Regions from separate parts of the Mus musculus genome. Here region 1 is linked to region 2. Evidence: chromatin loops called from intact Hi-C (ENCODE). Cell type or tissue: left cerebral cortex. All regions are shown on one strand. Links, peaks and the distances in the headings refer to the core of each region. The heading gives the core; the rest is flanking DNA. Region 1 holds the start of Naa30 (N(alpha)-acetyltransferase 30, NatC catalytic subunit). Region 2 holds the start of Exoc5 (exocyst complex component 5).

Region 1 (2,911 bases), core at 257-2,756, 110 kb after region 2:
GGAACCTGGAGGCAGGAGCTGATGCGGAGGCCATGGAGGTGTGCTGCTTACTGGCTCGCTCCTCATGGCTTGCTCAGCTTGCTCTCTTTCAGATGCCAGGACCACCAGCCCAGGAATGGCACTACCCACAATGGGCCGGTCCCTCCCACATCAATCACTAAGAAAATACCTTACAGCCAGATTTTAAGGAGGCATTTTCTCAATGGAGGTTCCCTCCTTTCTCTTAACTCTAGCTTATGTCAAGTTAAGGCTAGGTAGCACACATAACAAATGGTTATTTTATAGTGAATAATTGTGGGAGTAATTTTCAGAGGAGTCATAGGAGCTACAAGAGAACCAATAGCAATATTTCTTTCTGTTTTTGAAAACAATAGCATACTTTAACAGTAGTAGGCTTTATTTTAATCTAGGACAGTGAGATGGCTAAATTGCCATGCAAGTGAACTCTATTGAGTTCAAAGTCCTCAGAACATACGTAAATGCTGGGTGGGTGTGATGGATCGTGTAATTCCAGCTTGAGCAGGTGGGAAAGAAGGATCTTTGGAGCAATCTGCTTTGAAAAACTAGCTCTACTGGGGAGCTTCAGGTTCAACTTCGAGAGCTCACCTCAAAGAACAAGGCACATAAGCAATGGAGGAGGATTTCTAACATCCGTGTCAAGCATCCTCAGGCCTGAACATACCTGTACACGTGTGTTCACACACACACACACACACACACTCACCAACATACACAGGCACACACGTTGGCACACACATCATACAGAGAAAAAAAAAGCAAAGTAGCTTATTTAGTCATTCTCAAATTTATAGCTACTTAATTATTTCTTCCATATTACTGAGAAAACTGAAATATATATGTGTTTTCATGCCTGTTTATACAGGAATGTACTTTTGTAAGACACGAACTCATAAAAGTCGTAGTGTATAGAGGGCACTTTGTACAATACTTGGTAGATACTTACACATTTTATCATCTTTAGAGGCTGAGTCTCTCTGTTTGAGCTGGTGGTGTCCTTTAATAGTCTTAGTGAAAAGGATTGTCACCCTCGTGTCTCAAACCATGCCACAGTGCAGGTTAATCTCACTTGAAATTTATTTTTATTTTTACTTAGTATTTATTTTTAGAAACAGTTTTGCTATGCAGCCCAGGCTTCCTTTGAATTCCATAGCTTTTTACTTTTGCCTTCTGAGTACTTGGATTCCAGACATGTGCTGACTACTGCAGCTCACTTTTTTTTTTTTTCAGTTTAGATTATGGCACAAAGTTGCAAACACCTGTCATAAAAGCCTATCTCTGAAAACATGAATCTTGGGCATACCTGACTAGCTCTATAAATCAGTTGAAATAAATAAAAAAGCTATCTAACACATTTTATTCTTTTTAAACTTGTTATGGGTGTTTGCCTGTATGTAGGCGTATCTGTGCACATTCCTGATGCCCTTGGAGGCCAGAAAAGGCTGTAGCCTCCCTTTGACCTGGGATTACAGACAGTTGTGAACTGCCATTTGGGTGCTGGGAATCTAACCCTAGTGTTCCTTACTGCTGACTCATCTCTTCAGCTCCTACAAGTTAATAAGTAACTTGATTAGTATGCGTGTGAGTTACTCAACTCTCAGATCAGATATGCAGAAAACTACCAGCTGTGGATTAGAGCAGAGGTAACCCACACGCTCAAAGTTTTTACACCTGCTTAGCATATCACATGGGAGGATCCCGTGAACTCTTACCAGGTGCTTCCCAACCTAACACAATTACAACCACAAATCAGGAGTACGCTTGTTAGCCGCCACCATCTCTGTCGCTTCCCCCAGTTGTTGCCTTTCGTTGTCCGGCACCTGTTTGTCACATTTATGCCTTCAATCTTTGGGGTGGAGGAATGGGGCAACAAGACTACTAGCCATTCTTTTGTCCCAACGGGGTAGGTAAAGGTTCTTCTTCTTCTTTTTTTTAAATTGCAAAATGCTATCTTCACAGCTCAATGTTTTAAATTCCCTCTAATTCGCGGTCCAGGCCGGGATTTGCTGCCTTTGTAGCCGGCGCTCCCTGCCCCACGCGCCAGGTCAGAGCAAAAGTTGTAACAGTACAGCTGCATAAAGGCACTAGAGGTTGGATGTCAACAGCCAGCAGCTCCCAGGGCACCTAGCCCTGCCCACCCGGGGAGGCTGCGGGGCGAGTTCCGCAGGAACCTCTGGAACCCCAGGCTAGAGCCCCACCCCCGGCACGCGGCCTCCCGGAAGCCCTCCGGAGACACCTCGGGCCCCGCCCCTGCACAGGTCACCTCCCTCCACGCCCCCTTTTCTGGCCCGGCAGCCGGCAGGCAGGGAAGTGTCGTAAAGCTTGGCCCAGGAAACTTTACCCGGGGTAACAGGCGAGGCGCTTTACGGCGGCGGCGGCGGCCGGGTGAGAGGCTCGGCAGCGGCGGCGACAGCGGTGGCGGTGGTGGCGGCGGAGCGGCCGCGGCGGTGAAGGCGACTGCGGCGCGGCGGTGGCTGAGGGAGAGGAGCGGCGGAAACGGCGGCGGGGAGCGGCGCGGGGTGAGCCGCGAGGAGGGGCGGGTGGGAGGCGGTGACACGGCCGGCGGCGGGGCTCGGGCGGCCAGGGACGGTGGCCGGCGCGGCGGCGTGGGGGCGGCGCGGCGTTGGGGACACTCGGTGAGGGACGGTTTCTGCCTTTGTTCCCCCCGCCTCGGCCGCCCCCGGCCCGCCAGTCCGCGCTGCCTGGCGCCGGTCGGCCGCCTCTCATGGCCTCCTCTCTCGGCTGTGTCGCTTCTAGGATGGCGGAGGTACCGCCTGGGCCTAGCAGCCTCCTCCCACCACCAGCGCCTGCGGCCCCAGCGGCGGCGGAGCTCCGCTGCCCGTTCCCGGCGGGGGCCGCGCTCGCTTGCTGCAGCGAGGACGAGGAGGACGAC
Region 2 (2,906 bases), core at 407-2,906:
ATGAAATTTCATAAATTCAAAGCTCAACTTTGTTTCCACTTAATTTCTCTGATGTGGAAAATGGAAGTCCAATTCTATTTAGAAGTACATGAAAACCAGGATGCATAAAAACAAAATATCCTTGACTACATCCTGCCCTGTTTCCCTTGCTCTCCAGCTGTGACTTAGAATGGGAAGTAGGAGAGAAAGACACAGCCTGACTTAATCTGCAACCCATATTTGTAGCAGTAGCTGCAGGAAATGGCAGCAGACACTGGGGGCCTTTTTCCTTCTTCCCTTTCTATTAGAAAAAAAAAAAGGTAACTTTTCACTTGGAGAATGAAGGTTTATTCACAAGCAGAACCTAGTGCAGGGTTAGACTCACAGGAAAGGACAAACAGACTTAATTATGCATAACTGGCACTACTTCATTGTAACTATTATTATGTTTCTGATTTTGATGAAACAACAACTACAAATGACAGAGTTGGGATCACTCCAGTTATGAGACCTATCAATATGCCTGTGTGTTCTACGAATCTTCCGATTACTGTATCATCATTGGGTTTCTCTCCTACAGAACTGCTGTCACTAAGCTAAACAACTTTAACAACTCCACTAAATGACAAGACTTAGAGAACAAAATACAAATTTCTTCACCCCTTCCCCCCACCCCCACTTTCTTCATCCCTGAGAAAGAAAACACATTTTCGAATAAGTTACTGAAGACATCTTGGTATACGTCTAAAGAAGAAAATATAATTTTCCATCCAAGAGGAAATTGTGGATGTTAAAGAGAATTCACTATAACAGTAGGATAATATACTGTTTTTCTGTTAATAAGTAGCTCGTCATGAAAGTATTATTTAAAGATCCCAAAGCCTGTAAGATATAAAAATTGAAACAAGTAATTACAGAATTACCTAGTATCTTGACCAAGGATACACAGTAAATGAGCAGAATTTTATGACTGGTGAAGCAAATGTTATAATATCTCCAGACATTTACATCTGAGGAACAGCAATAAATTTTTCCTAGGTGTAATTATAACTTTTACTCAAATCACTTTCATTACAACTTACAATTTAGGCATGCTATTTCTCTAAACAAATGCAGTATCTATGCTAGGAATGACTGCAAGTCAACGTTCAGTAACAAAAAAAAGTAACTGAAAAGTTAGATTTTTTTTTTAATGGAAACAATGGCATTTAAAATTCACGCCACAGAACACGCTGATGCTCAATGGATACAATTTTCACCTATGGTGACATTCTTAACTGTGAACTGCAGTGTTCTCTACAACTTACACTTCTGCTGCTATGGAGTAATCACGCCCCAGCGGGGGAGAAGGTGTATTCCTCATTTTTCTTCATATGACTACTTCTATTTTTTTCCACACAAGAAGATACTGTTTCATTGTCTTGTAACCCCATTCCATTATCTCAAACCTCACCGCTTCTGACACTGACACGCCACAAAATCCAACTGTCAAGTTTAAATATTGAAACACTCAAGAAAATGCACCTGAACGCTCCCACAGCTTCTCACAGCCCAAGGATCCTTTAACTAGCAGTCGGAGGGTTCCACAGCAATTAAATGCAGTAAGATGTGTCGCTTCCCTTCCGTGCTGAGGCTAAGTAGGCCTTTATTGTCCTTAAAAGAATCCTCCCAGCCTTTTCGACTGTAAGGTAAGACGGCAGGCACCCCAGGGCCGCTTCTGAGCTTGTCGGAACCTCGGCACCGAGGAGCCCCCCAGAGTCTCCATTCAGATGCCCCCTGTAGCACCGTCGCGAGGATCCGCACAGCAAGACCCGGCTCGCCGGCCCTGGGCTCCGGAGTCAGCCCTGCCCACTGCCCGTCCGGTCTCCGGGACGTCTGGCCGCCCTGCCACCCGAGCCGGCCCAGCGTCCCGCCGCCACCCGCCCCTCCCCCGCCGCCGCCGCCGCCGCCCGCCGAGCCCCGGGACCCACCTCGAAGAGCTCGGCCGTCGTGGCCATGCCGGCCGGCTGAGAGGCTCGCCCCGCGCTCGAGGCCGTCTCCGCTTCACATGCTGCGCCTCAGCGGCGCCGCTCACCAGTCCCAGCTCGGCCTACCGCCTCCGGCCCGGGCTGCGCACCGCTGCTGGCTGCCCCGGTCCTCACACAGCGAAGGCAGAGAGGGAGAGCAGCCATGAAGCGGAGCCGCAGACGCCTGTCAGCTGCCTCCCGGCGCCGCCCGCGCCGCTCCCATTGTCACCGCCTCGCACGCCGGAAGTGGGGCTGCGCGCGCCCGGCCGACTTCGCGGGGCGGGCGAAAGGAGCGAGCGGCGAGCGGGCCGCGGAGGCGCTCGTTTGCGACAGGGTGACGCGTCTTGAGCCTCGCGGGCCGCCGTCCCGGAAGTGGGCGAGAAGAGTATTCCAGTCCCTTGAGATTCCGGGTGTAGGTTCTTAAGACCTTCTGAGGAGTGTTTTAATCTCTTGAAGGGACCGGGAGACTTGAGTCACCTCACCCGGAAGAGCGAGCATCTCCAGTGAGCTCTTGCGGCTCAGGGAGAACCCGGACGTTGCCTGGTACAGCCCATCTAGAAGGCGGGGTCTACTTTGGCTGGATGGCGACCTTAGTTTCTACATCGCTCTGATACTTGGGAGGCTTAACCATGGCCCTGCGGGCAGTGTGGCTCATACGTCACGAACCAGGAACTCCACTTGGAGGCACCGTCAGATTCTCCAGGTAATTGCAAGTCTGGATCCTCAGGCATGATGGGTCCAAGGATGAATCTAAGCAGGAGTTTTTGTGGTGCGCTGAGTCTCAGCTGTCCCAGGAGCAGCTAGCAGGGTGCCCTTGGGCAATTTAGGCTTTCTACGTTTATCTCACTTTGTTGTAAGGAATGAGTTGCTTGTTACATGATGCTACATGTTTTCTAGTATTACTGCTATTGTATCTTTATT

What was found. A loop is a pair of places that touch in the nucleus more often than their neighbours do. Peaks named below come from ENCODE experiments on the same cell type or tissue, not always from the same donor. Only the 100,000 strongest peaks of a DNase experiment are listed, where the experiment ranks them.
Region 1: a loop joins it to region 2, with 7 times the contacts of the local background. A loop is called at or near these places in 16 of 42 quality-filtered maps.

What each region holds. Positions count from the first base shown.
Region 1 is chr14:49,169,841-49,172,751 of GRCm38, forward strand. It overlaps Naa30 (N(alpha)-acetyltransferase 30, NatC catalytic subunit), which reads left to right and starts at 2,406. Exons shown (of 5, transcript NM_027492.2): 1 at 2,406-2,537; 2 at 2,776-2,911. The coding sequence starts at 2,777. In left cerebral cortex, for the core only: no CTCF peak of the experiment used is centred there; DNase peaks (open chromatin) are centred at 1,543, 1,790 and 2,314; H3K4me3 peaks cover 1,147 bases; H3K27ac peaks cover 809 bases.
Region 2 is chr14:49,064,177-49,067,082 of GRCm38, forward strand. Exoc5 (exocyst complex component 5) reads right to left here and starts at 2,491. Exons shown (of 18, transcript NM_207214.3): 1 at 1,950-2,491. The coding sequence starts at 1,976. Ap5m1 (adaptor-related protein complex 5, mu 1 subunit) reads left to right here and starts at 2,373. Exons shown (of 8, transcript NM_144535.5): 1 at 2,373-2,688. The coding sequence starts at 2,615. In left cerebral cortex, for the core only: no CTCF peak of the experiment used is centred there; DNase peaks (open chromatin) are centred at 1,364, 1,681 and 2,299; H3K4me3 peaks cover 2,089 bases; H3K27ac peaks cover 1,665 bases.